Regions from separate parts of the Homo sapiens genome. Here region 2 is linked to region 1. A link is a loop called in an ENCODE intact Hi-C map of the cell type or tissue named here. Cell type or tissue: PC-3. All regions are shown on one strand. Links, peaks and the distances in the headings refer to the core of each region. The heading gives the core; the rest is flanking DNA.

Region 1 (15,960 bases), core at 4,252-12,251:
GCTGTAAAGTGCTCCCTTTAAATAAAAAGGTCTGTAAAGTAAAAACTGACTTAAGTCAATTTGACTGTAAGTAAAAATTGACTTAATAAGGAAAAAAAAATATATGCCGAGGTTGCTGAGATCCACGGTAAAAACAAATCTTCTATTCATGAAATTGTAAAGAAAGAAAAACAGTTTGTGCTAGTTTAGCTGTTGCATTTAAACCGCAAAAGTTACAGCCAAAGTGATAATAAGTGCATGATAAGTGCTTAGTTAAGATGGAATAGCCGTTAAATTTGTGAATGGAAGACATGAACACAAACATGTTCTAATTGAAGGCAATCAGGGTCAGTACTATCTGCAGTTTCAGTCATCAACTGGGGGTCTTGGAACGTATTCCTCATAGATAAGAGGGGACTACTGTATTTTCAAGTCCTGCAGAATATATATCAAGATATACCATATCCTGGGTTATAAACCAAAACTCAGAAAATTGGAAAAACTGGATATCATACAAATTGTGTTCAATCGATAAAATTATACTAGAAATCAGCAACAGTAAAATCTTTTTCCAAACACTTGGAAATAAAACAACACACTTTTAAATAATCCATAGGTAAAAGAGAAAGTGTCAAGTAAAGAAAATAAAAATACAACATATAAACATTTGTGGGGCACATTTAAAGCAGTATGAAGAAGGAAATTTATAGCACTAAATGTATACACTAGAGAAGAAAGTCTTAATACTTTAGGCTCCCACCTCAAAAAACATACAAAAAGAAGAGCAAAATGTACCCATACCAAAATAAAGGAGGAATTCATAATGATAATAGCAAAACCCAATAAAATTGAAAACAAAAAATAGGAAAAGTTAATTAAAAAGCTTGGTTTCTGACATCAATAAAATTAATAAATCTCAAATAAGACTGACAAAGAAAAAGAAAAAAATCCAAATTACAAATATCAGGAATAAAACAGGATATCACCACAAGCCCTGAATACATTAAAAGGATAATAAGGGAATGCTAGAGACCACTGTACACACAAAAATCTGACAACTTTGGTGAAATTATAAACTGATTCTTCAGAAAACAGAACTACCACTACTCACCCAATATAAAAATGATAATTTGTATAAGCCTATAACTGTTAATATTAAAGAAACTAAGTTTATAATTTAAAATTTCCCCAAAAAAGAAATATTCAGGCTCAGATGGTTTCATTGAAGAATTCTCTTATACCAAATGTTTTAAGAATTAACAATTTTACATAAGCTGTCTTGGGATAAGTAGCTTTGTGATCTAAGAAAAGGAGAAGGTTACTAGATGATCCCTAAGGATTCTTCCTAAAGGTAGTCTATCTTGAAGGAAGAAAAACCCTCTGAAACCTATGTTAAATGCATTACTAAATATATGTCAGTGGAGATGGTTGCAAACAAGCTATATTGGCCGAGGTTCTGGGCTTTATCCACAGTATGGAATAATGGAGGGGCAGAGAAAATTCTTATGTTAATCAAAATTGCTTCAAATTCTCACAAATTATGATGTTTTATTATAACAGCTTCTGTATTAAATACACTCTCATTATATGAATGTTTTACTAAAATTAAGCTGACGATATAAACACAATATAAATAAATAGAACTTGTGATTTTTCAATAACTTATCTTCCTGAATACATTCCTAACTCATCTTTTTTCAGGGTAAGGTGATTCCAAACTGGAATTTCCCAAAGGACATGCATAACGTGTGTTAAATGAGTTTTCTTATGTTTTCACCCAGCAATGGATAATCGTTTAAATTACTTTGTCTATATCATCATGAGCCAATGTTTTTAAGAGCCTTGGTTCTTTCAGAACTTTAAGTTATTGACATAAAGTTATTGACATATTAATACCACATTTTTTTTTGCAATGATAGTCACACTTCTTATTACCCTCATGACTAAGACTGCTATTTTCTAATTGAGAATAACCTTGAAGGGTAGATCATCAGTTGTGTTTAATTTGCTTTTGTATATACAATTTTTGTATTCATCCTCAGAAGTACCCAGAATTGTTATTTAAATTTTAGCTTCCTGAGTACTGAGCAAATGGTGTCCATTCTGGGGCATGTGTATCAAAGAATTTAATTACAATTTTTAAATTACAGTTTTTAATTCAGCTGATCACATTGGTTTAATATGTGAGAGATAAGCTTCAAAATTTAAACTGTGATACCCTATAGTCTACAGACTATATGGTTTTTGGCAAAATGTATCCTTTATGTACTGGTGGGACTCTGTTTGGAGCAACGCGTAGCATTTTATTAGTTTAAAGGCTCTGAAGGGGCATTGTGAATAACACTACTTCCTCATTTAACTTACTCAATATATTTCGATGAAGTACACCAGTGGGACAAAATGTTGAAGAAACACAAACTTTTAAAGTTGCCAGTGATTTAATTTAACACAAGTTTCTTTGGTATTTGCATACACAGATTGTATTATTTATAATTAACTTCCCTAGTCATGTATTTTCAGCTTTCCAAATCCCTCAGTAAGTATCCTTCTGCCTTGTTGAAAAGTTCAGTTACATATGACAGCACCAATCTGGCATTTAAATGTGACACTCATTTTAATGTGACACTCATTCTTCAAATAATACACACAAAGTGACATACAAGAAGACCATCTACTTTGTGTCCCCTGTCACCTCTGCCTGTGGCTCCCATAGATTAGCGACTCGAGGGCTGAACTTGCCACTCTATCACAGTGAGAACACGTTCTTTTTTCCAATTAATTTTCATGTAAAAAATGAGATAAATGATCTCTTTTTAAATGTTTTTTTTTATTGTTGCTGTTCCTAGAAGACAATTTACTGTTTGTTTTGATTATATTCAATGAACCTGTATGGGATTGAAATTTGCTCCAAAAGCTACTTTGAAAACAAAAGAAAAAAAGGAGATTTCAATACCTCAACACAGAGTAGATTTTAGTGGATACTGTCTCAGTGTATTGCGACTCTCCATTCCATCATAAAGCTATTAATTTGCTCTGTTAAAAAAAACTGTTAAAACACAAAATATAGCCAGTTTCTCTTTCTCCTTAATTACATGCCTACACATAGTTCCAACATCATGTCGAATCAAGCTGGAAATTTTCAGTTTCTTTTTTTTACTATATTGATGAGAACATATGGTCACTATTTTTATCTCCTGTCTTATTTCAGTGCATTTCTGTTATTACTGCTCTTCATTTCAGCAACCACTGTAGATTCTAAGAGTCACCTATGTCAATACATTTTATATTTCCAAACATATTGTTCCCAAGTCGTTTGAGAAGATATGAAAATATGCTTCTTTAGCTTGTTCCATGATAAGATATCTTCCTGTTGTCAACTACTAAGACAGAAATCCAGGCCAAATTGAAAATTTGTCTGACAAGAGGTAAATGTATTAACCACATTCTCTTAAAACTTGTTTGATGCAGAGGAATGATTTTGAAGTACTCCAACTATTTCAATGACTATTAGTAAATATTAGAAAAGAAAATGTGAGTAATTCAAGTAATCTGGCTGAAACTTTGTTCCAAACTGGAATTTGAGCAAATTACAGTCTCAAAGGATAAGTAGTGTTAATTTTTCATGTTTACCCTGGAAGTTCCCAATTAAATAAATAGACCATTACAATAAAGACAATAGAAGAGTCTTAATTAAACATAAAGGACAATTGACCCTTATAGGTTACATATGACAATATTTTAGTAATCAATGTCCCAGTTTGTCTGGGACTTTTCCAATTTTAGCAGTGATAGTCACAATTCTGAGAAACTACTCAGACCTAAGCAGATTGGAATGCTTGGTAGTTCTGTAATGAGGTCATTAAATTTAATTAAAGCTATCTAGTCTATTATATTTGAAAAGATGCAATTATGTTTTAAGATAAGTAAGAATATTAAATGCATATTAATTTAAAAATATTGACTGCACAGTCAATCAAGTTTACTTCAAATCATCTCTTTTAAGAAGTAATTTTGGCCAGGCACGGTGGCTCACACCTGTAATCCGAGCACTTTGGGAGGCCAAAGTGGGCGGATCATGAGGTCAGCAGATCGAGACCATCCTGGCCAACATGGTGAAACCCTGTCTCTACTAAAATACAAAAAAAAAAGTTAGCTGGGCATGGTGGCGGGTGCCTGTAGTCCTAGCTACTCAGGAGGCTGAGGCAGGGGAATCACTTGAACCCAGGAGGTGGAGGTTGCAGTGAGCTGAGATCGCGCCACTGCACTCCAGCCTGGTGAGAGAGTGAGACTCTATCTCAAAAATAAAAAACAAAAACAAAAAGTAATTTTGTTAATGAAAAACTTTGCTTTGGGTATTAAACAAATAAATCTGAAGTTGTAACTAAAATAGATTTGAAAACACTTATGTAGTAAAATAACAAACATTAATTGATTCGACTGTGTTCTAAACCCTTTGTTAGGCTCTAAAATAGTAAAGTAAATAAAAATGTAATTCTTTTTCTCTAGGAGATTATAGCTCCAAGTTTCTATGGAAACAATTTTCAATGTTAATATTCAGAGTACATAATTAATTTTATACTTACTTATGTGTACATAATGTCCATAACTAGTTATAGTCAGCAAAGATTGATGGTTTTCTTTTTGTTAGAAATATAGTGAAACTATATATTTTCATCGTCTACATTTTAGACAAAATAAGCTTATTCTTTTGGAAGCAAGAGTTATTTGGGCCAATTGAATATCATCGTACCAATTAAATACCAATTTTCAGAAAGTAATACATAATTGTATGCTTGTGTGCCTGAATCAGAAACATCCCCTTAAAGTAAAAAAGTAAAAAAAATACAAGGAATATGCAAATATCTGAGAAATAGCCTAAGGAATTAGCAGGTGCACCTGTAAGATGGTTATTTTCCTAGTCTTTTTATAAGATATTTGATATTTGGATGGCACTTTGTCTTGCAATAATGCTAAAAACCTTTGTTTGATTTCTAGATCAACCAAAGAAACCAATTTCACACATAACACAGACAAAAATTATACATTGGCAGTCAAGAGAACATATTTTGTAATTCTAGTGGTAAAGAAGGACGCATTAATGAAAACGTGTTTAGGGTTTCTCTACTTGCAATCAGTGTGATATTTTGACAATGTAGATTTGATCATGTCACTTCTCTACACATACACGTCACACATATACATACTCTCACACATGTTCACAGTTGAAACTCATTATTGGATTCTCATTGCTTTAAAGATTAAGACCAAAATCTTCCCCATATCCTAAATGCTCCTGAATAGTGTGCCATGAGCTTTATCCCATGAGATTCTCGATAGCATCTTCTAACTTCAGCCACATTGGCTTTCTTCCTCCATGTTACACATTCTTTTCACTCTTTCTAGAAAGTTCAGAGCCCTCTCTTTCCTGGATTATAGTTAGTTATCCCTCAGGTCTGAATTTAAGCTTTGCTTACCTGAGCCCCAAATGCAGGTCAGATTTATTTGCTTATATTGTTTCCTAGAACCCTGCTTCATGACATTATAGCATGTGCCTCAGATTGTTTTTGTGCATTCATTAGTAAGAGTATTTGATTAATATCTCTTTTCTGCACTGGTCAGTATGCTCCATGAGGTCAGGGGCCATGTCTAGTTTTGTTCACCACTGTATACCCCTAGCCTAGCACAGTGCCTTCATTATTTGATAAATAAATATTTAAATTAAAGATTTGTTTTATATACTGGCATTTGAGACAAAGTGTATTAATTATTAAAGGATGGCAAAGAAGATGAAAATAACTTTAAAAAGAACAACAGGAGAGTGTTAGGGTTTTAAAAGTTAATATAATTTGCTTCTTGTTACATATGATTTTGCTTCAAAACTCATGACTTTCCTTTTTATTGCTACAGGTAGGTACCCACCACCCCACTAAAATTTGTGAGTCATAATTGAGATGATTATTTTTCTCAAAAATGTCTAATGAGAGGGAGGTGAGAAACATTTTCAAGTAATTGGATAATAATCAGAAGTGGGAGGAGTCGATTTAGCAGGATGTGTATTTGTATCTCATAAGAATTTGGGTAAAGCAATATTTGCTAATCTGAGAGTGGTTGGAGATCAAAGAAAGTTGCATGGAGGTGGAGGTGAGAAGAGTGACATAAAGTCAGGTGATTCCCTGAGTCAGTTAACACACAACTTCATAATACTCCCCTGAGCTGGAAGGAGCAAATTGTGAGTTAGGATGGGAAGCAGTGAATAGGTTGCCCCTCATTTGTACAGATCTTAGGGAAATCAACTAGGATTAAAGGTTGTTTTGATAATCAGGTGTGTGTGTGTGTGTGTATGTCTATATATATACATGTATATAATAAATCTGCATGTTTTATAAGTTGATTAAATTAACAATGATTGACCAAATGAATTGCTATGTGTTTTTTCATAAAAACATGACACCATGTTTCATGGAAATCCTTAGCACATAAACTGCACTAACACTAAATTTAAAAATTAATACATTTCTGTATTAAAATTGATTAAGTAACTTAGAATTCAGTATGCCTACTTGAACTCCACATAGTGTAGTTTGACTTAATACACAAATAAATGAATAAAATAGAAAGATACTTAAGTGACGGCCCTGTTCCCCAAGATAAATGGATGTCGATGATACTTGTAATGATCATCACAGATGGAAATTAATAGCTTCCCATAGAATATCATTTCAGCGTTAAATTATGGTGTAATCAAAAATTATTTTGGGCTTATCTAAACTCTCTTGGGGGCATTTTAAGCTCCTATAACTTTATTGGTCATTGGTAAGGATGAAATATAATTGTTATGTGCTCTGATTATGGTTAATTCTATGTATATTTGGAAGAGGCTTTTGCAATCTTTGGTTTCATATTTTACAGTCCAGGTAAGCTTATGTGTCCAATTTATATTCATGAAATAGCTTCCCTTCTCTTGAATACTTTTGTCACCTTTTTTACAACTCCATTAAGTGTCCACAGAGCCCTTTTAAAATGTGAAAGAAACATAATGCTCATCAGCTTAGACTGGCCTTAAGATTATAATAATTAAAGCTAGGTAATGAGTATGTGCTTCCTCATTTTACTACTTTTATTTTTGTATATGTATGAAATTTTCCATGGTAAATGTTTGAAAATTTATCAGCGGAGCCTATTAGGTAAAGGCCAAGCGTGAATGCATGTACATGTGTGAGGTGGTCGTGGGAGCGGGTGAGTAGCTGGTTCTTCAGGTTTTGGATTCAGAGTTAGTGACTGCTTCTTGGAACTCCCATAACTCTGTGCTTCATTGATTCTGGATGGTGTTAGTGAAAGTGAATTTTGCCCAACTAAGTTTTGCTCCAGAAGAACGTGTTGCTTAAAATCTCCTGGTCTCATTATTTTTTATCTGTAACTATTTATTTGATTCCAGTAAGTACCTGAAGAGGGCAGCTTATCACCTAACAATTTTTCTAGGCATTTGCTAGTCATATGCCTAGTAATACTACCTGCATACACTATGTCATCCACCAGGGCACAACATTAGTCAACCCTCTTTTGCACACTCTTTCTCTAGCCAAGATTGTACAGACATGCTCCACATGATATTTTGATCAACAATGGGTCACTTAGATGCCAATGGTTCCATAAGATTATAAGGAAACTGACAAATTCCTATTGCTTAGTGACACTAGCCATTGTAATGTTGTCGCTGAATTACTTTTTTAAAAAATAAATGTAGTATAGTTTTAGTGTACAGTATTTGTAAAGTCTATAGTAGTGTACAGTAATGTCCTAGGCCTGCACGTTCATTTATCCCTCACTCACAGGCTCACCCAGAGCAACTTCCAGTCCTGCAAGCTCCATTCATGGTAAGTGTACTATATAGGTATATCATTTAAAAAATCTTTTATAGCATATTTTTATTGTTTCTGTTCTGTTTAGATATGTTTAGATACACAAATACTTGCTATTGTATTACAGTTGTCTACATTAGGAGTAATAGGTTGTACTGTATAGCCTAGGCATGTAGCATGGTGTACTATCTAGGCTTGTGTTATGTACACTCTATGATGTTTGCACAGTGGCAAAATCACCTAACAAAGCATTTCCCAGAGCATGTCCTCATCATAATATGATGCATAAACTGTAGTTTAATGGAGAAAACATTCACTAGGAGTCAGGAAAGCTGGGTTTTTAAGATTTTGTTGGCCAGGCACTGTGGCTCACACCTGTAATCCCAACACTTTGGGAGGCCAAGGCAGGTGGATCACGAGGTCAGGAGCTCAAGACCAGCCTGACCAAGATGGTGAAGCCCCGTCTCTATTAAAAATACAAACAAAATTAGCCGGGCATAGGTGGCGGACACCTGTAATCTTCAGGAGGCTGAGGCAGAGAATTGCTCAAACCCAGGAGGCGGAGGTTGCAGTGAGTCGAGATCACGCCACTGTACTCCAACCTGGGAGACAGAGTGAGACTCTATCTCAAAAATATATATATATAAATAAATAAAAATAAATAAAAAAAATAAAATTATTTGTTAGCCCCAGATGATTGAGAAAAATTCACATACCCATGTTTCTTGGCTCACTAAAAATTCATGAGGCCTAAACTCATATCTACAGGTCACACCTCTTGTTTATTTCTTATTAACCCTTTCCCATCCCTAGACGTTCTCACGCTTCAGACCTCCTTTTATTTGGGCTGTCACCAATACAGACATTCTTCTTTAATGAGAACACCAGGTCCTGGATTGCAAATTCTTTCAATTGTCATTGTCTTCCTCTTTATGAATCAATGTCTTCAGTGTGTCTGCATCATTCTCCTTTCCCTTTTTCCCCACTTATTTGTGACTTTGCTCACATTTTCTCTGCCTGAATTTCTCTACCACAATTTGGTTACTTGGCAGAATCCTGGTTTTTACTTTAGTCACAAGCAGAGGTCAGTGGTTACAAAACATTTTCATCTGTTCCTGCGGATGGAATCAATGACTCGGCCATCTCTGTTCCCACAGCACTAGCTTCAGAGCTCTATCGGAGTGGAGTTTTGTAAAGTGATTGTCTTCATTTGCTTCATTGATTAGGCTGCTCCTCCTGCTAAATGATGGGTTCCTTGAGGGAAGCACATCTTTTCTAATTTGTATCCCTAATTCCAGTGCACAGAACGTGGGCCATTGTAATAGGCACTTAGTAAATTTTAACCAGAATTGAAATATTTTTCACCTCTGCCTGAGGAAAAACTAAAAACATAGTGCCTCTTATCCAAAATAATAATAACAATAATCTGTGTTCTTGATTCCATTTCTTTCCACATTTTAAAACACATTGCTTTCCTAGATTATCTTTTATTTTGTTTGCATTTTCTCTTTTCCACTGGCTTTTGTTTTCTTGTTCAAGAAATCCTCACATCCTGCCATTCAGGGGCTTCTCACTTCCCAAACCTGAAACCTCTGGTCCCAGTTGTGCGTTGGCTCACTGATGTTTTTTCTCTCCCTTCTGCCATTCTCCATAGGTTCTCATAATGCTTCCTGACAAATGCCTGAGTGCTGGGCCAGCAGAGGCATGTCTGGGAAGAGGAAAGGAGGGGGAAACAGGCAATTTCCACCATTCACTCCTCCAAACACCTCCCAGATTTCTGAGATTCTCTTTCTCAATTTTTTCAAGCACGGTGTTTTTGTCTTTTTCTGAATGCTCTTCTCCTTATTATAAAAAGAGTTTTTTTCAGAAAATAAAAAAATCCCAAACACTTTGTCTTCAGCTGTCCTCTCTCTTTAATTTTTTTACACCAAAAAAAGTTTTGCTGATATTACCTGCTCTGAAGATGTTTTTGAGTCCATTTGGATCATTCCAAAATCTAGCTTTCTAACCACTGTCTATTTTGTATGTCCTCTATCTGCTTTTCCAACCTCTTATTATATAAATGGATCTCCACTTGAATGAATAAACTACATTGTCAATACATCAGACTTAAGGCCAAGAATTAAACAAGTCATCTTTTCTCCCCAAACTGTTTTTTTCCTGCTATTGGTGTTATCTACTTCTGTTAAAGACTCTACCTTTTCTTTTGACTCTTTCTACTCTCTTAATCCTAAATTCAGTATGTTGCTAAATGTAATCAACTCTACTGTGTCTTTATCTTTTGTTTCTAGCCTCTTCTTTCCATGGTGGTTGTCAAATGCTAAAGTATGCCCTATGTTACCGCAAAATAAAATCATCTACCCAGTTCTAGTTTCTCCGTGATACAAAACATTCCTCATAGCTTTTACAGATCATTCTTCCCAAACCACATTTTATAGAAAGCAATTCTCCTGAGAAAGAGCCAGCAGTGTCCCCTCAACTTGCTGAATTAAGTTTAAACTCCTCTAGCTGGTGTTCATGGCCAGCCACAGGACAATCTGAGTCTCTTTACAGATTCTTATCGAGTTTTTGCCATTTCTGTACTCAATGCACTAATCTCATTGGAAAGCTCTGTAGACCCTGAAATTGCCCTAAAAGTTCTCCTCCTATCTTTGCTGCTTTTAATTCTTCTACCTGGAAAGATAACCATTTCTTTCAGCCCAGCATAGGGAAAGCCAATCCAGTATTCAAAGCTCATCTACAAGCTTATTTTTTTTTGAAAATCCTTTGCTATTTTGCATCTAAGCAGAAGCGATCTCTTTTCTGATCCATCAAAACATCTTGTTTGCTCCTTTTTTTGTGACAATCTATGTCATGTTTTCTATTGTTTACTGATACTTGTGTTTCATCCTCTCCTATTATTATAAACTACTTAGAAGCAGAACTTATGCCTTACTTATGTTTTATTTCTTGCACATAGTAAATGTTCAGTGAACATCATTGGATTGACGTAAAGTAGCTGTAGGACAAGGGCTTAACCTCTGAGATGCACTTTCCTCATCTGTAAAACCAGGAGGTCTCACTCTAAAGTCTCTTTTAGCTGTTTAATCACTCCAAGGGTTTTTTGGAATTCTGGACTGTAGGTTAGAAGGGAGAATTTTCACAGACATTATAAACTTTTTAACGAATTTCTCCTCCTGAAGTTATTACTTTAAGAGCGGTTGAAAATGGAGAGGGCTAGTGCTTAATGACATGACACTTGATCGACACTTCTTACCCAGTTTTTGGGTATGAAGACTTCTGGAACATTCTTGGAATAATAAGATTATAAAGTCCTAGAGCTATTGGAGCTGAACTTTGTATCTGTTTTTTAATTGCTGAAATGGTTAATAACAATATAGCAATATTTATTGAGTATTTACTACATTGCCAGACAGTGTGTGGTAAATTATTCACAATTATCTTATTATTTCTTACAACAAAGCGTACAGTAGGTACTATTATCCTCGTTTCATAAAGAAATTTCAGAAGAGAGTTTAGTATTTTATAAGCATCTAGTAAATTCTGTGACTACGTTCCTTATATGTAGTTTGATCTTATTCTCATAAAGCTTGCTGAACATTGTTTTTATTGCTTGCCTTTTCCTTACTGTTTTTTAACTTAATCTTACTAATTTTAAAATTTTTACTTATATTTCATATGAAAAAATAATGCAAATTTATTTACTTTGAAAGCCTGTAAATTTTGACAAGTGAAAATTTGGACCTTAATTAACCTGAAGTCATATATTGCTCTACAAAAGCATTCAAATGTCAATATGTGATCCGTGGCCCACTGGTAGGTCTTGGTGAGGTGGAAAATATCTCGAACTGACTGGAACTTATCAAGTCTTTCAGCTTCTGTCAAACAATGGCAGGAGGCCACTGATGCTTTTGCACCAACCACTTCTAGGCAAATTTCAGTTATCTATCCATCTGGCAAACTCATTGAACTTCTCCTAGGATGGGAACAAAATAACATTTTCCTAAGTGTCCAAGTCATGCTGTTGCTAATGGCATGTAGGTGACTAAAACTAGGGAGATAGCTCTCAGAGTTGTGTTCTTCAGATCAAAAGCAAGCACATATCATATTCTATATTTAATACCTATTGTATGCCAAACTTTAATCTAGGTACTAGGGATACAATAATGAAGAAAACTCTGCTTTCAGAGAGCATATTATTTTTCCTTTCTTTCTTCTTTTTGGGACAGAGCCTCACTCTATTGCCAGGTTGGAGAGCAGTGGTGATCTTGGCTCACTGCAGCCTTGACCTCCAGGGTTCAAGCAATCCTCCCACCTCAGCCTCCCTAGTACCTGGGACTACAGGCATGCACCACCACACCTGGCTATTTTTGTATTTTTTGTAGAGATGAGGTTTCACCATGTTGCCCTAGGTTAAAACTTCTCAGATGAAGTAATCCACCTACCTCAGCCTCCCAAATTGCTGAGATTACAAGTGTGGGCCACCATGCCTGGCTGTAACCTCTTATCAGGAAGAGGCAAACAACAGCCAAGTCAAGATTAATTTCAGATAGTGATAATGCTCTAAAGAGAATAGAAGAGCTTGATATCATCAGGGAAGATGCTCAGCAATTATGTAACAGGACAGCCATACCTGTTTGTATAGCCTGTGTCCCTTCTGATTGATGCTTCTGCTTTACAGATTATTAAACGGTTTTTAATACCCCTTCTGCATGTGACAGTGAGTGACCAGGGGTGTGGTCATATCGATTGAGAAGACAGATCTCACTGAGGAGAGACTTTTAATTGACATCTGGCTAACAAGAAGGAAGTGACTGAGGGAAACAGGACAGCTGCCTCTATTCATGTGAAGATAGTGGGACAAGTTCATGAAAGGTCTCTTTGGAAAGCAAAAGCTAGGCCTTTCTGGGCAAGAGAAAGAAGATCCGACTGGAACATCTTGTGTAGAAGACAGTGGAAGGAGCTAAAATCAGGTAAGTATTAAAAGTGTACATTATGGAAGAACAATTACCTGTGCTTGTGGTCAATATTTTGCTGAAGTAGTAAGGAATGTTCTGATGTGAATCTATTGTTAATGTATCAGCAGTCGGCATATGGGGAAGTATGCAAAAATGTTTTAAAAAACATTGTTCTAGTCCTCTTATGAATAAGTTGGTGTTTTTTTTTTAAAATCTATGATTGGACAAAGATGTTTGGGATCAATAACAAGTAGCAATCATTCTATTTGTCACAAGTAGTATTTTGATGTGCAAATAAAAAGGATGCATGTAAATATCACACAAATACTGTTTTCATAAGTCAATAGTTGGCAATATGCCCAATCTTGATTTAATGTTCAATAAATAGAAAACATTGTGAATGTGGGTATTCATGACGATTAAATATCTGACTTTTCAGATTGCTATGCAAAGATATGTTAGAATTGAAGATAAGACTCAATTTTTTCCCTCAGAACTACAGTAGTTGTCAAGGGGAAATTACTTCTGGGAGCTTTACAAATGAGGGCTAAGATTGATTTTTAATTAAAGATTCACAGCACCAATAAAAGATTAAGGTCTATTGGTCTCATTTCAGGCACTTTTGCTCTGTAACATATCTCAGAAATACTTTCAATAAGATTAAGGTTTATTGCTCTGATTTTGGTCACTTTTGCTTTAAGACACATCTTAGAGATACATTTAATAACTCGATGTGATGGTTAATACTGAGTGTAAACTTGATTGACTTGAAGGATGCAAAATATTGATCCTGGGTGTGTCTGCGAGGGTGTTGCCAAAGGAGATTAACATTTGAGTGAGTGGACTGGGAATGGCAGACCCACCCTTAATCTGGGTGGGCACCATCTAATCAGCTACCAGTGCAGCTAGAATATAAAGCAGGCAGAAAAATGTGAAAAGATTAGACTGGCCTAGCCTCCCAGCTTACATCTTTCTCCCATGCTGGATGTTTCCTGCCCTTGAACATCAGACTCTTAAGTTCTTCAGTTTTGGGACTCAGACTGGCTTTCCTTGCTTCTCAGCTTGCAGAGAGCCGGTTGTGAGACCTTGTGATCATGTGAGTTAATACTTAATAAATTTCCCTTTATATTCTTATACCTATCCCTATCCTATTATTTCTGTCCCTCTAGAGAAACCTGACTAATATACTTGAATAGTCTACACACATTATTTTAGTGATAACATGATGTTAATATTGATGACAAGACAAGAAGATTTCTTAAGAAGTCTAAATTAGTTCATACAGCTCGATTTCCAAGAATGTGATTTTTTTCAGCTTTCAAATTTCTTCTTTGCTTGTCAGATAAATAAATGAATGATATAATCTTTGATAGATTATAAAAGCCATATTTAAATGCTGTAATAAACATGAAGAAATACACACAAAAAAACAACAAGAAATATACTTCCTACCATGTTCCTACATCACCATACCATTGCTTTTAAATGTGCTTTTAAATGTGCTGCACTAATCAGTTGAGCATCTTTTAGCACACAGGACATTGTATTCAATATGAAATCTCCCAATTATTTCTAGGTCTATGTTTAATCCAAATATCAAGAACTGTAAGGCAGAGGCATGAAACATTAAAACTGTTTGCTAGTTAAGAACTTCTCATTTGGTAGTAATAAAGAAGGCTACAGTAACCAAAACAGCATGGTACTGGTACCAAAAGAGAGATATAGACCAATGGAACAGAACAGAGCCCTCAGAAATAATGCCACATATCTACAACTGACTGATCTTTGACAAACCTGACAAAAACAAGAAATGGGGAAAGGATTCCCTATTTAATAAATGGTGCTGGGAAAACTGGCTAGCCATATGTAGAAAGCTGAAACTGGATCCCTTCCTTACACCTTATACAAAAATTAATTCAAGATGGATTAAAGACTTACATGTTAGACCTAAAACCATAAAAACCCTAGAAGAAAACCTAGGCAATACCATTCAGGACATAGGCATGGGCAAGGACTTCATGTCTAAAACACCAAAAGCAATGGCAACAAAAGCCAAAATTGACAAATGGGATCTAATTCAACTAAAGAGCTTCTGCACAGCAAAAGAAACTACCATCAGAGTGAACAGGCAGCCTACAGAATGGGAGAAAATTTTTGCAATCTACTCATCTGACAAAGGGCTAATATCCAGAATCTACAATGAACTCCAACAAATTTACAAGAAAAAAACAAACAACCCTATCAACAAGTGGGCGAAGGATATGAACAGACACTTCTCAAAAGAAGACATTTATGCAGCCAAGAGACACATGAAAAAATGCTCATCATCACTGGCCATCAGAGAAATGCAAATCAAAACCACAATGAGATACCATCTCACACCAGTTAGAACGGCGATCATTAAAAAGTCAGGAAACAACAGGTGCTGGAGAGGATGTGAAGAAATAGGAACACTTTTACACTGTTGGTGGGACTGTAAACTAGTTCAACCATTGTGGAAGTCAGTGTGACGATTCCTCAGGGATCTAGAACTAGAAATACCATTTGACCCAGCCATCCAATTACTGGGTATATACCCAAAGGATTATAAATCATGCTGCTATAAAGACACATGCACACGTATGTTTATTGCGGCACTATTCACAATATCGAAGACTTGGAACCAACCCAAATGTCCAACAACGATAGACTGGATTAAGAAAATGTGGCACATATACACACCATGGAATACTATGCAGCCATACAAAATGATGAGTTCATGTCCTTTGTAGGGACATGGATGAAGCTGGAAACCATCATTCTCAGCAAACTATCGCAAGGACAAAAAACCAAACACTGCAGGTTCTCACTCATACGTGGGAACTGAACAAGAGAACACTTGGACACAGGAAGGGGAACATCACACACCAGGGCCTGTTGTGGGGTGGGGGGAGGGGAGAGGGATAACATTAGGAGATATATCTAATGTAAATGACTATTTAATGGGTGCAGCACATCAACATGGCACATGTATACATATGTAACAAACCTGCACGTTGTGTACATGTACCCTAAAACTTAAAGTATAATAAAAAAAAAGAGTAAATGAAGTAGTCAGCTGGATATGGGACCTGTCCATAACTCACAATATTTATCATCAGTCCTCTGATAAATAAGTTAATGAA
Region 2 (15,960 bases), core at 5,384-13,383, 260 kb after region 1:
AATGGCTGGGGATACCATGAGCTGTCAATATATATATGAGATGTCTCAAAATCTTATTCTGCTATTTGCAAAAAATCCAGTGTACACTCCAAGATCTGAGCAATTCTAAAAAACTAACATTAATATTGTAACTTTTGGCTCTGAGGCCCTACTTGCAGTTATTTTAGTTTATAGATCATCACATCTTTCCAATCAATGAGGTATTTTTTCTAAAGTGACTAAACTTTAAGTCACCCCCATTCAGCAATTTTTCATTAAAAATATCTGCTTACAAAATATTTTTAAGTAGGCAGCAAATATCATAGGAATTTATTTTTATGTGAAATTTATTACAGGAACTTAATTTAAAATTGCTGTTATTTAATGTGTCTACAGTAACATTATGCTATGCACAGCATAGCCCTCGCTTCTTAAATCTGTTAGTACATTAATAAACCTTTAAATATAATTTTAACTTTAATTGCATCTGCTTTATAAACTTGAATTTTCCATGATCTCTCTAAATTTTAAGGTGTTATTGTACATTTGAGGTGATAGGTATGTTAATTAGCTTGATTTAATGATTTCTATTGTATACACATCATTACTTAATCCTATATCCCATAAATATATACAATTATAATTTGTCAATTTATAATAAAGTTTTAAAAATTAAAACAGTAAAAAAAGCTTTAGTGTTAGTGTAGTCCAGAGGCTAGCTTTAGCCTAATTTACTCTTCTATGTGTACTTTCTACATATTTTTCAAGGATTTTTATTTGCATTTTTGTGTATTTTATTCTCTTTATTTGTCTTTAAATCAAGTTTAATAAAACCATGTGCTAGACATTTTGGCCTATAAGAAAGAAGAAAACAAAAGACATGAGAAATATAATTCAGGTTTGGGGGACTTAAAAAATAAGCAAGAATAGTTGTATAATTAAGGACTTACAGAATAGAAAGGATTTCTGGAGAACGAGGCTTGGAAATGCCTAGAAACCAATGCAACCTTAACGAGGGTCCTGTAGGAACATTCCACTCAGGGCTTTGCATCTGATAGAAGGAGATCTTAACCATCTCTTACATCTTCATATTAGATCGCTTATGATACAAAGCTCTGAGAATATAACACACTTTTTGGGCTTGATTGCAAGTCTGCTTCCTGACTGTATTGAGCCAGACAGAGGAAGTGATTTTAAATTACACAGTAGGGAATAACACCAAGCCTTATCAAGATCATAGATGATGGGAGTAGCATTTTAACCCAAGTGCTGAAGAGAAGGAGAAGGTGTCAGGGAAAAAAATGTCTGCAGGAAGAAAGAAAAACAAATATGTAGTCAATGACTGTCTTGACCAATGTATAATGAAATTATCAAGATTAATTGGTTCTAATGAAGCCCCAGTTTAGTTTGAAAAGATTGCAAACCCTTCACCATTAATAGGTATTTGAGATTCAGAAGTCATATATATGAGGCATTTATAAGTCTAATGTCTATAACTCATGTGTGTTCAGTGTTAAGGATATACAGAAGAGAAAGTGGTCTAATTATTGTTAGATAGAAGAGCTTCTTAGGGGCCTGATTTATTAGAGACATTAGAATGACTGGTAATTAGTATTTCAATCGTCTTAAATGCCTTCTTTTAAAATACTAAAGGACGTGTTAAAGTGCAGTAAGAACTAGATGAATTGGAGCAATGTTTAAACAAAGAAACCTCTCGGATTGTTTTGGGCTTTATTTTTAAAAACGTGAGAATAAATAGAAAGACCACCCAAATGAGAATAATTTAGAGCTTACTATAGCAAGGAAGTCAGCCACCATCACTTCTACAAGGGAAGAGATTCAAGGGCAAGTAGGGAAGTGTGAAAGTTTATAGTGAGAAAAAGTAAAATTTTCAGCTTTGAGAGATTTCATAGAATTTAATGCTTCTGTGTAACAGACAAGTTTCGGAGTACTCTTACTAAGTTTCTGAAGTGTTAGTCTAAGGCAAACAGCACTTTTCTGGTCACAAAAGAGTAGTATCAAGCGGGGGCTCAGGGAGAACTAGAAAAAAAAAACTTGCTTATGGAATTGTTCATGACACTAGGTGCCAACCAAGGTCTTACATTTTCTCAGTGGCATATTTGAATTTCGTTATGTTTTTCCAGGTGGCTTATTACGATATGAAGGGTATCAAATTAAAATTTAGAAGTAATTACAGATTAAGTACCACATTACAGTGATTCTACTTTAATTCTAAATTAAAAACTCTCAAATTTAGAATCTGATCAATAGATTGTAATAACTTACTCTTTTTCTGGGAGAGAGGCTGCCCACATTCCTTGGCAATTGGCCATCATCCCCCGATATCAAAGGAAATAATGATGTGTCTTCCATAGCCACATCCCTTTCTGAATATCTTCTGCTTCCCTCGCTAACATTTAAGGATCCTGTGAATATATTGGGCCTACCAGGGTAATCCAGGATACTCCCCCTATTTTAAGGTCAGCTGATTAGTTCCCTTAATTCCCCCTGCAACTGTCATTATCTTTTGCCTTGTAACCTAACGTATTCATAGGTAACAGGGATTAGGATGTGGACATCTTGGAGTAGGAATATTATTCTGCCAACCATACCCTATTACATTTTCATTTTCTGTGGTCATATCGCAGAACAGGAAGGAGTGTTTTTTAGTCAAGAATCCAAGGTTTATAGTCAGGATCTGGAGGATAGAGAAAATCTGTGGGTTATTTGAATACTTACAGCTGTGTTTACACTGAGGAAGAGGTTGAACGAAGTTGGGGGTGTTTAATTAATGTAGAGAGTGTAACACCTGTATATACCAGGCTCTAACAGTCAAGTCAAATCTAACAGAAAATGAAAATGTTAATTATTTATATTTATAGTTAGTTCACCTTGAGTGTTTAAAATAGGCTCTTGGATACTTTTTTCTACCTTAGAGAATGCGCATTGATTTCAATAGAGGGTTTTTGTGTTTTTCTTTTGTAATATAGGACAATCTTTTTTCCAGTGTCTTTTCTTTTCAGAATATCTATGAGTGTTCTTGTTAAGAAGGGTTAAAATGTGGGCCACATAGTATAGCTGTTCAAGCTGCAGGGTTTTATGTTTATTTTAGGTCCTGACTTTTTTATTTGTTATTGTTCTAAAGCCCTTTCAAAATGTTTTTCAAGTCATTGTATTTCAGGCAAAGGGGATATTTCTTAATCTAATTTATATGTCTGAATTAATTTCAGATTTAACTTCATTGACAAATAGAGATAAAAGGGCTGCCGCTATATTGCCACCTTATTTAACTTCTAAATCTTGTGGGAAAGTAGTTTTTAGTCTATCCCCAAAATCTACTACAGTTTCATGTTTCTGAGTCAATATTATTAAATTATGGTGCTGTCAATTTTTATTAGAGATGATTTAGGTGTAGTTTTTAGGAAAATTTGCCCTACCCTTCGGGTCTTTTTGACCCTTAAGTTTATTGTGGGGAAAAAAGTATCTTTTAGGTTACCTTCTGGGACAGTCCAATCAGATTTTGCCCTCCAGCATTTAGCAGCCCAGTTTCTGGCCAATGTGTGTGCAAGTTGGTTTTGTAGTGACTGGGCTGTTAAGCTAGCTCAGACAAGAAGCCGACAGGATCTATGCCTTTGTTCCATGGTGTGCTTCTCCTTATGACAAACAACATTTTTACTCAGCACGATGCAAAATGGAAGCACACAGAGAACAAAAGGGATGAGAAGAAATGACCTGATTCCATTACAGATACCTAACAAATGAAAACCAATAAAAAATCCAGAAACCAATTGAGAATAAGTAGCTGAGAAACTCAATGCAAAGAGAACAGAGTTCAGACCTGTGGCTGACTTTCCTCTTTGGCATGGACTCACCAAGCCAGGAGCAGCAAGGCTCAAGGGTCCTCCCTGGGCACTATGCCTCTGGTTGAAGGCTGGGGTCTACAGTAATGAGAAGTGCAAACCTTGTCTTGGTGCAGCTTCAGAAAGAAACTGCAAAAACAAGCAAAGACTATTGATATAAAAACAAATAAAGCTTATTTAGAGTTTGTTATAGCAAGGGAGTTGGCCAGCATTACAAGACTTATTGGCAGGCAGGAGAGTGGGAAAACCTTATAGCAAGAAAAAAGTAAGTCATAAGATACGTTTGGTAGGAATGGTAAAGCTGAAATGGAATAATTAGAAAACGGGTATCTTATGTGATTGGTTTGGGGAGTGTATTTGGCTTTCTATTGTTGTTTCTACTTGTAAGTGGGGACAAAAAGCAGAGAGGGTGAAAGTGATACCAGGTCTTATCTGTTTGGGAAATAAACCTACAATTGCCAACCTAATAATTAAGATTTAAAAATGTATGGTCACTATACATGACTCATTTGCTCTTCACATTTGGCCAACAGGCACACTAAATGGGGGTTTAAAAAGAATCAACATCCATTTACCTTTTGCATCTTTAATGGTGAAACTTTTTCTCTGCAATTCCTCCAGAAACTAGATATTGCTTTAGCTTGATTGCCTTGCTGGAATAAGAGTAGTTCCAGATGCTTCCACCTCGCCCTTTGTACCTGATTTTTATAATTTCACATCCTTTGTTCTCAATCGAATCAGAAAACCCATTTATATTACAGGATCTCTTTCTATCCTCTTAAGCCCATGGACAATAGCTACCACAAAAAATTGTTCAATGATTCTGATATTCTCCCTTACCATTACGTTTCAAAAAAAAATCTAAGATAGTATTTCCAAATCTTCAGAGTATAGTCAGTAGATGGATGAGCATATTTAAGCCAATAGGCACATTTTAATATTTCCATCTCCCATAATCTTCATGTCTTCCCCTGTAAAATACCCAGGAAGGTCTCCTAATTTAACCCTGTTTATTATATGAATTATTGAGTCAAAGATTTAACCGGCCAGATGACTAGATTATAATGCCACTCCTAGAAAATTGAGCACAACATGATATATGTTTATCCTGGGTGAATGCACCTTTGCCAATATATATTTATGAGGTTTGAGCCTTAAGTTTTACTCCAACACATACTCCCCAGTATATAGCTGAATATCAATTGATATCATCTTATAACTCCTTAAATATGTAGGCTATCTCCTTTTTAAGAAGACCTGTGTTACTGTGTCTGGGCTCTATTAGTACTAACATTTAATTATGGGCCTGAATAAAATGAGATGTTGTTGGGGATGGAACCTGAGGAGAAATGGAATCAGCTTGTAAGGTTAGTGCCCCAAAATATCATCACCAAAAGCTTTTATGTTGATGATGGATGAATCTTTCAGACCACATTGGGAGTGACAGGGCTGCATCTACCAGTAATAGAATTTGAGGGGAATTTGGAGGATCAGATTTTATACATTATTTATGTCTACTTATCCCATATCTATGGATATCACTTCTTTCTCACCAATACTCTTACCTTGGCATAAGTGGCATCCTTGAATTAAATATTTCATAGGATTCCTCTTGTCCAGCTAATCATGCTTTAGGAATGGTTTCAAGCCCTAACTTCCCTGTGATTACGAAAATTTCATTATGTCTTTGGGCTCTCAACCCATATTCTTGTATATTTATAGGTAGTAAGTTTTCTTTTCCCCTATAGATTATCTCTAAAGCTATAGTAAGAAGCACAATGACTACACGTTCTTCACTTCCACTGTTGTGGCCACTGCAACTGTGTCATAGCAATACACCTTGTGCTAAGATTTGTGATAACTTCAGAAAACATGATGCCACCTGATCTTATGCATTAGCCAGATCCCCTTAGCAAACAGGTCATTCTCATGTTTCTCCAATACATAAGCAACAAAATTCAATGATCTTATTTTGATAATCTGTTTTCTGTGGCCACTTTAATATCAACTAACGTATCAGTAAGGGTCCCAGTAGGAACAGATGGTGCTCTCAAATTAAGGTAATTACATTTATTAAAGGAACTTTAACAAATATATAGGAAGGATTTAGGTAAAACACAAACTAAAGTCTAACATGCCAGGACTTGTAAAGCAGAGATACTTAGTATCCCTTGCCTGAAAGAATGAGGGAGAGGAAAGAGTCTTGAAAAGTGGAAGGAGCGAGATATATGGAGATAGCTTGGAGAGCAGTGACTTTCAGTCAGGAGACACAGTCAATAAGAGGCAATGGCACAGAGAGATGGTTGAGAGAATTAAAATAATGACATCATTCTCCTCATTGTCTGTGGTTTCCTGTTATCAAATAGAAACTAAAAGAAAGAATGAAAGTTCACTACCTGGCTCACAGAATGGATTGGAAGAAGGTGGATATAAATTTGAAAGGGCAATTGGAAGGCAATCTAAACACAGAGTTTATAAAATACATTTTAGGTAGACTTATAAATTCTAAATGACATTTTAAAATAAACCAACAATATTCACTCACATGGCCACGTCTAGCTTCAAAGAAAACTAATGATTATATGTTCTTTTATCTAAGTAGTAATTTGACTCCTTAAATATCTAAAAACTCCCTCTTTCTCTTCATCTTACTCTTTCTTTCCCTTCCCTTGAAATGCAAGGATTTGTGGTAATGTCACGCTAGGGCAGAGAATATGGTCAAGATAGAGAGGAAGCCTACATCAGACCAGAAAAAGTGGTTAGGGGCTGAGGAGGGAGAGAGGACATGCAGGGCTGAAGTGATCAGAATTGAGAGGGCAGCTGAGGCTTACGAGGCCAGCAGGCCTAATGGGGCCAAAGTGGAGGGATTTGGGTTGAGGAGATAGGAGGTGTTTGGAGCCAGTGGGCATGGTGTTGAGGAGGTTGTCAGGACTGTGGAGGTAGCTTGTGTGATCAGGAGTTTGATTACATAAGGGAGTATGAGCACTTAAGTACATATAGTGAGAGTAATGGGATGAAAGTTTCTCATCACCAGGGAATGAGGTAAAAATATGAGATGGAAAACAGCTAGAATGAACCCTCTTGAGTTCAGTTGGAATTAGACGTATTTGTATAAATACATGGTTTGGGATATCTATACAGATATATTAATGGATCAATAGATACAGGTAGAGGCACATATATACACAAAGAGATATATGGCAAATGAATAAAAAATAAATTAAGAAAAAGCTTTTCATTGCAGTAGGATGCCAACTCATAAATTTAGAATGAATGAGGAAATTAGAAAATCACCATTTAGTAGCCATCATAGGAATAATCAGCTCATGAGAATCATCAAGGGATGCCAATACTAGTGGGCAGAATTATCTCCCCCAAGTTACGTATTAATTACAAAGGAGGTTGCAATAAATTTATAATGGAGAAACCTGTGAGAAACTACCTTTACTACATGATTAAAGCTAATAACAGCCATGAGGAAAATAGAAATTATGTGCCCCTTGATGCCATCCAATGAGAAAACCAAAGCATTGTGTCTGTGATATCATAGCCAAAAATATACAACCTGAATCCAATGATAAGAAAACATCAGAAAAACCGAATTTGAGTGCATTCTGTGAAAGAGCTAATCTGTGTTTTTATAAGTCAGTATTAAATAAAGGAAAAATAGGAACTATTTCATATTAAAGGGTATTAAACAGGAACAGCACCATATGTAGTAAGTGAATCTAAATCAGATCCTGGACCAGAAGGAAAAAATACGTTTTAAAGGCATTGCTGACTTGTTTAAGAGTAATGGGATATCATCCCCCATATAGACAAAATTTAAAAATCATTAAGAGCCATATATATACACATATGTACACACAGGTACTTATACCTACATGCATATATAAGTGGAGGGAGGAGGAAAGTGGGAGATAAAGAGAGAATGTGGTAAAATACTAGCACTGGGGAAATTTGAATTAATGCCGTTGGGAGGGAGCTGGAACTCCTCTTTGGGGCCTGTGGAACCCCGTATCCCCAGATTTTTTTTAAAAAAATTGAGTTCCTTCAAGGGAAATTCCAGGCACCTCGCTAGCCTTAAAAAGTCAATGAGCAACTTGCTAAGCAAGAAGGTGATAATAACTTAAAACCGTAGCCAGGGAAGTTAGCCACAAGAATGTTTAGTTCCCCTGAAGAAACTAAAGATTACATCTTGACATTATATGGAAGTTCTGTGCTCCATTCTTGAAAAGTTTTTGTAAGTCATGTCAAAATGAATGATTGGAAGAAAGAAGACATTTACTTGTTGAGAAGTGAGAGGCAAGTAGCAATCTCTGTAACCCTTACATCTCAATGATAGATGCCTATCAGTTCCTGGGCTTCCTTAATGTGTTCATTTTTTTCTGTTTTTCTTTCCTAGCTACAATGTCATATTGTGTCTTAGTATGACTTTAAATAACTTTTAGAGAATTAAGGAAAAATGATGACAGCAGAAAGATTTAAATCCCTCTGGACTATCACACAAAACCAGGCCAAAGAACAAATGGGAAAACCAAAAACTCAAGCAACCACCATATATTGCATCATCTGTAACAATTATGAAATAAACCACCTCTTACCTTTCAGAGTGCTAATGGGGGTCCTTTGCTGAAGGCAATGGAAACTCTGATTTCAACAGGAAGACTTCATGAGTATAGGGAAGCTTAGGGAATAGCCTGCAGAGACAGAGAACCAGCAAGGAGACATATGAAAGAACATGATCCACCATCTTAAGAATCCATTCTGCTGAAAAATCATTGCTGCTTAGTCTCAGTGGTGCTAGAAAACAGATACTAAGAACTCAATCACAGTGGTCTTAGAAAAACCAAATACTTCTATCATTATGCTTCTAGAAGCTTCTGATTTCCATCTCCCAGTCACTGCCTCAGATTGCTCGTGTATTTATCTAAGCCTTACTTTGGTGTTCCCATTTTGTAAAACGTAATCTCACATAGTGCACCACCTGCAAGGGAGCAAAGAAAGTGTATATTTGCTTTCTCAATTCAATAGTACAGGAAAGAAAGCTAGAAATGGTTTGAATGAGTGTGAAGCAAGGGTATCTATAATATCTGTCATAATTTGATCTAAATAAAAAATGGAGTCTGAGCATGGTGCCTCATGTCTGAAACCTCAACACTTTTGGAGGCTGAGGAGGGGGGATTGCTTGAGTTCAAGACCAGCTTAGGAATCATAGGGAGACCTCGTATCTACTAAAATAAAGTAACATAAAATAAAAAAATAAATCTAAAGGGATCAAAGACTTCCTTTTTGAAACTGACATTATCGTAGTCTCTCTTCTGTTTGGATAATACAAATATAAATGAACATGAAGTCGTATAGTTTTATTGAGGAAAGGAAACACAAAGATTACCAATCCAAACTGTATAATTTTTTAACAACATACAGAAACAGAAACCCAAACAAGATCAATAATATTTCAGTGCTACCCACTTACACGTGGCAAGCTAGCTAGAATAAGCCTTACTAAGAATCTTACTAAGATTTCCTATCTGAATGCCACAAAAGACTGAATCTAAACTTGTAAGATGATATTTTTACCTTCATGTCAAAAATGGAGGAATCTTTTTCTTTTTCTCTGAGTTTTCACACTTAACATTGTGTATTTAAATAATTAAGTAGCATGAAAAATTCTGTTTCTATCAATCACTGTGAAAGTTGTCATGGTACAGTGAATTTTAGAAATATGTGAATAGTCTTCCTTGAGATTGCTCCCGGCACGGGTACGCCCCCTGCCGACTGGGAGAGTGCACCACTTCCACAGGCAACATTTTATTTTCTGCTGCTTCTCCCTAGGCTTATCATGAATAGCTCTTGGAGTCTGAGACTTTCAAAGTCAGCCCTGTAAGATCTACGCTAGTGCCAGGAAGTAGTGTTCTAGGAGCCAGTGCCATCACAGAAGACAAGATATGATCACTTTGCTTAATTTATCTCTTATTGTCTGTGGCAATTAATGATTTCTCAAAATATATTTTTCTTTCTTTTTGTTTTGTTAGTATTTTGGCAGAGATAAGAAAATATACGTCCTTTCAAACTGCCAATTATATTTTATCTTTCCACTTGGTTGTCTGATCCTGTAGCAACGAGGTCATAACCCATTTTAAAATTAAACGTTGGATCTTGACCTGAATTTTACTACTAGAAGAAACTTTAAATTTATCACTTTTTGTTCCATGGCTTTTTGTTGATTTCTTTTTTGAGTGAGTTGCCACAAAGCAGGTGTAACAGCAAGTGGTCAGTCCACTCAGCATATAGGTTTAGTCATAGTCAAAGAAGATGAGAAGCATTGTATTAGATTTTGACATTAAATATTCCCAGAAGGACAGTTCACATTTTCCTGTCTGAAGAGGTATTACTTATGAGTGCTTCAATTTTTATTGTAATCCTTGATGCAGCTCAAATCAACAGAAGGATAGCTTTAGGAATGAAAGATGGAGTTTGCACTAGCATTGTCTGATATTCACTCAACCTCAGATTGACAGTAATAGATTGTTACTAGGGTGTGCAGAGTTCACTGCAAAGAATTATATGTCTTTTCTGTCCTTGGCTGTGAAGTTAGGCTACGTCCACAGAATTTAACTTTTTATTAGTTTTCAGAACATCACTTTAAAACTATGTTAAACTATAATACAAGATCTGGAATATTATCCTTGCCTTTTATTAAATTTTCCAGTTTACAAGGTAAATAAGAAATCATTGAAATTAAATTCAAATAGTTAAAGGTTTTCTAATTTTGGTAAAGAAAAAAATTGTAACAGCTCACTGCATTGTGCTACAAAGAGTAGAACAAGGGCAAACTGAATACAGTTCCCTAATCGCAATTCTGTACATTTAACAATCAAATGTATTAATTTGCTTTAGTATACTTATTCTTTATGCACAGCTGCAAGCATATATTTTTATGGATTCAATAAATGAAAAAGAATACAAGCAGTATTGTAATGAAAAATATTTATTTATATAGTGTTATTTAAATGATAAAACATCAAGTTATTGCATTTAAAGTATTGAAATTCTAGTCCTTGGCAGGTTGTTTAGCTATATATTATTTAGATTTTTATTTGTTTATTTGTAATATAAAAGTGGTTAACCTAGATTGATATTTATTGTGTTTTTGTTTTTGAAATTATAAATATTGTCATTTTACATATGTGAATTACAGTAAAATATATTAAATTATGAATATAATCAATTTCATCCACTGCCTTGAACTCCCTAGAGAATAAACTGAACAATATTATAAAGCGTTTTTGCATAAATTCTAAAGAGTTCCAAATTATAAATCACTTTTATTCCCAAAAGTATCATTTTAATGCAATTTATTAAATAATAACAGAATCTAAGTTGAGTAATAATGTCCCCTACTCATTTATGTCACATTTTAATTTTAAAAAGCTGGCAAACTATATTATCATTAGTGTACAAGTCTCTAGGTCATGGACTATGGCAAATTCATAAATATGTTTGTAATTCTGTTTTAGCTTTTTAAAGATTGATTAGAATGCCACACAACAACATCTAAGTGTCGTTAATATTTTCAAAAAGTATATATTAAAGAATTATTTACCAAGCCTCCTGTATGTGTATATATGTATGTACATATACACTTACATACGTATATATGTGTGTAATAAAAATATAGTGATATTTATTAATATTTGAGAATGTTGACTTCCAAACCACTAAATAAAACTAGCAAAGTATAATTTTTCTCAGTATTATTGAGTATCACCAAATGGCATTTTGGGAATTTTTATGGGTTTCTAAAAATATCTCATTCTATGTTACCTGTAAAATTTTACTTTTGAGTTCACTATAGTTTGAGTGTTATTAGAAAGTAGAGGAAGTGTCCTCACCGTGCACTTTACATTGAAATGGATTGGGGAAAATATGAAACCTGAAAAAAAAATGGACTTCCATGTGATAAAAAGAAACTCTTGATTTGCATCACATATCAACAGCACCTATTGTTTGGAAAGCAAAAGTGCACATTCCAAAATGTCAAGAAGCAGAACAAGTCAAGGATGGAAAACATAGGAAAAAGGCAGAGGGTTACTAGCTTCAGAGAACTAGGTTAAATGTGATGGAAGAGCAAATGCTAGTAACACTGTCGAAAAGAGCAAAGCACAGAAGTTTTAGATGATAGTGTCAAAAATGTGACCTTAGCAATTTCAAAAAGAGATAATATAAAAGGGTATTCCTAGAAATGCCTCAAGTGGCCTCAGCCTGCAAGGCAGGAGAAGGACCATCACTACCGCCTACACAATGAAGTTCCACGAGACAAAGAAATTAAAAGAGAAATGGCAGGACTGGACAGTGCACAGAAATCCTAAAGGAAACAGAAGTAACTTATGGAAGCAATATTTACGACTCACCACTAAACCCGTAGCGTCTCTTCCAAAAACAATGCCAGACGCGGTGGCTCATGCCTGCAATCCTAGCACTTTGGGAAGCCGAAGTGGGCGGATTCTGTGAGCTCAGGAGTTTGAGACCAGCCTGGGCAACACGGTGAAACGCCGTCTCTACTAAAATACAAAAAATTAGCCAGATGTGGCGACGTGCGCCTGTGGTCCCAGCTACTCGGGAGGCTGAGGCAGTAGAATCGCTTAAACCCGGGAGACAGAGGTTGCAGTGAGCCGAGATCGTGCCATTGCACTCCACCGTGGGCGACAGAGCGACACTCCGTCTCCAAAAAAAAATTAAAAATAAAAATAAATAAATAAAAATATTCTTTACCATAAGACCAGACAGTAAATCACTGGTGATGTTACAATAGAGGCCATTATTGTGGAGTGCAAAAGTAAATAACGAGAACAGTTTCTATTCATCTTTAGCTGGAGTTGCTCACCTTCCTGAGAAGGCTGATTTTTTTCAGGTCAGACAAATTGAGGAAACAGTTCTACAACTTAAAGAAAAAAGTGTTATAGTTTTTTTTTTTACATCAAAAAATTGTCTCTGTTATATTCAGAATTTTGGAAGTGTTGGAAATTTTAGAGGTCCCTCTAGTAGAGCTTTTCTCAAGAGACACACCACCCTGGGGATCACACTTTTATAATTTTCCCCTCTAATTATGGTGGTGTTTCTCCTATATCCCCCACTACTTGCAAATGTCTCTTTGTATTAACGGTGACTTAGTTCACCTGCTGTCTCTCCCTTAGCTAGGGGTCCGTGGAAGATTAGACAGGAAAAAAAAATTAATTATTCAAGATTTTCTTAAATAATTTGTGTAAGAAAACATAAGAATAAAGATCTATCACTTCAATTAAACAATTTCTTCCCTAATATTCCTGAGAAATATTTATAAAATTTTTCTTGGAAATACTAGCAAGGAGGTATTTGCTGTTTTCTCAAAGCAGTGGCTACCATCTTGGGGCAGTTCTAATGGCTAGAAATTGCCTTCTTTTAACTTCTTCTGGTCTTCAATCTTTTGTTAATGATCTTCTGGAGACATTAAAAGGCATTGAATATACTGGTGTGAACAAATCAAACATAGTTCTTGCCTTCATAGAGCTTACAATTTAGAGGAAGAGGAAGGCATTAAACAAAACACTCAGAAAAATAACTAACCCAGATGTCAACTGGGGCTTCACGTTCCTTGAGAAGGACTGGGCTCGAATCTTATTCCACTCTCCAAGGGTGATGTCCAGAATCTCCCCCTAGATTGCGGCACATTGCGGATGCCTTTGTGGCATTTTGTCCCTAGAATTGAGCTCCTACTTTCTCTCCTACTGCTCTGCAGTAAATGATGCAGATGGGACAGATAACGCTTTTCCTTAATTCTCACTTACAGAAAAATAAAACTCACAAAGCACCTCTCTATTTGAGAAAGATTCTAAAGAAGAATTTTAAGAAAGGCAAAGGGTAATTTTGCAGTGCACCTTGGAAAATTTCTTCAAATGAAGCATTATTTACAGAATTGTCTTACGACTTTTTAACTTGACTGAAATTTCAGAGAGAACGGGGCAGAGCTGGACGGTACCAAAGCGTCTCTTGCTCAGCAGCCTCTGTTATGTATGTGTGTGCATAATGTCTGCACGAGGGGGTGTGTGGAGGTGTTTGTTAGTTATCACTAAAATGTAATTGAAAATAATGTACACACAAAAGAAGATGTATTTTATGTATACATTTGAATTATAATAATAAAATGTCAAAATTACATTTTAAAATGATAGTGGTACAGGTTTCTCCTGGTATTTTTCTCAATATTGTCTTTATACATTTTGTGGTAGGCTACTAGCAGCATTCAAGTTTAGAGTTTTTGTTTTTGCTTTTGTGTTCTGAAACTTTTATAAACAGCATGGCCAATCTATGAGAACCTTTATCTAAAATTTTGTTTGGGGTTATTTGGTTGATGCAGGTAATATGAGCAATCACTCCTAGCTCAAGTGACTGTTAATTTACATCTGGCAATTTCCATGAGGGACGTTTCTGTTTCGTCATGTTATTCTTCATGAGGGTCAACAGCCAAGCCATCCTCTGTCTAATTGAGATGGTTGTTCATGTTTTTGCTTTGCCTGTTTCAGCCACTAAAGTTCTCCTTTGAGGGGTCTTGAATTCAGGCAGGGATTTTTGCCCAGTCTCACATTCGGCTGAGGCCTATGCAATTGATCAGAAGGTCTTTAACACACAACCTCTTGAATGCCAGATAACGGCAGATACTCCTAGAGAGAATACATCTTCCTTCTAATTTACCTTTGTGATTTTTGTTTTCTTGCCTTATGTAACCTCTGCATAACTCCTGTGGTCTTGCTACTATCTTGGCCATGTTTAAAAATAATTTTTAAAAAACTGTATTAATAATTAATATATATTAATGTGTTGTGTGTTGGGTCACTCTCACCATATAGCTCACCATTTTTCAAGAAATGAAAGAAAGTCCACATGTATCCTTTTGTCTACTGTCGTTGGTCTTTCTCACTGACCCTTCACACATCCGGTCTTAGGCTTCCATCATCATTGAGTCTTCTTCCTCCCTTGGTTGCCGAAGTAAATTCCTTTCCTTGATCCGTGAAGAGTCGTGTGTGAGTCTTCTTTCAAGATGAGTTCCAGCCAGGCCCTTAGGATCACCTGGCTTAGGTCTTTCCCTACACCTTACCAAACCAAACCAAACTAAGCCAAACCACTCTCTAAGCTAATGCTAGAGCCACCAGTTAAAATAAAATTTAACTTCTCATACCCATATAAGACTCATAATTACAAATAATTATACATTCTGTGAGGAAAATCATAGATTTTCATGGCAGAAAATAACGGGTGAATTATTTGGTTTGGTGGATCGTGGAAAACCTCTTTGAACCAATACTTTATTTTGATTATTCTGGAAAACCTGGAATTTATGTAATTCCTCATCTGCATATTTGAAATTCAAGTATCCAAAGTCAGCTTATAGTTTTGTTCTTTCCTCTCCTTGGAATTGTTCAACTTTTCTTGAACAATTCTGCAAAGAATTTCCTAACCAGATAGTTCACAATCCTAGTCACCTGAGCTGGAAATACACTAATATTTATCTGTTTATGTAACATATTCAGATCAAGCAGAAACTCTTGAATTTGGTTATTACAGAAAGCAGTAGAATTATACTACTATTTTCCTTGATCTGTAAACTCTGTTTTCATGAATACAGCCCCAAGATTTCTTTTACTTTTAAGCTGATCTGCAAAGAGTTTTTAGTCAATTATTCATAAGGTTTATAGCAATTTATTTTATAAAACTAAATTCTATAAATTATCATTAATATCAATAATTATGTTTGATTACATATATTACATGAATTATTCATCTCAGATTTGTGATGTCTGAAAATTAAACATATTTTGATATTTATAAGAACTGCTAATAGACTGATATAAGCCTGAAAAGTAAGACACTTTGTATAATGTTCTATAGCTAAACATGATCAACTTTTTCTCCTTTTTTTCACGAGTCATCGTAATTACTTGGATACAAAGATAAAATATTTTAAAATGAATATCCTTTGTATGGCCATTTAGCTAAATAGAATCTATAGTACTTATGTTCTACTTATTTTCTAGCTAGTATTCTTTTGTTAGATACAGTAATTTGTAAACATTTCTGTTAA

Evidence for each region. Hi-C counts contacts between places; a loop is a spot of excess contacts. Peaks named below come from ENCODE experiments on the same cell type or tissue, not always from the same donor. Only the 100,000 strongest peaks of a DNase experiment are listed, where the experiment ranks them.
Region 2: it touches region 1 in a loop (29-fold over the local background); 16 of 110 quality-filtered maps call a loop at or near these places.

What each region holds. Positions count from the first base shown.
Region 1 is chr4:170,582,341-170,598,300 of GRCh38, forward strand. No RefSeq gene overlaps it. Among named protein-coding and RNA genes, the nearest start is that of LINC02382, 150 kb to the right of the region's middle. In PC-3, for the core only: no CTCF peak of the experiment used is centred there; a DNase peak (open chromatin) is centred at 7,481.
Region 2 is chr4:170,844,000-170,859,959 of GRCh38, forward strand. No RefSeq gene overlaps it. Among named protein-coding and RNA genes, the nearest start is that of LINC02382, 110 kb to the left of the region's middle. In PC-3, for the core only: a CTCF peak has its summit at 9,635; no DNase peak of the experiment used is centred there; H3K4me3 peaks cover 607 bases.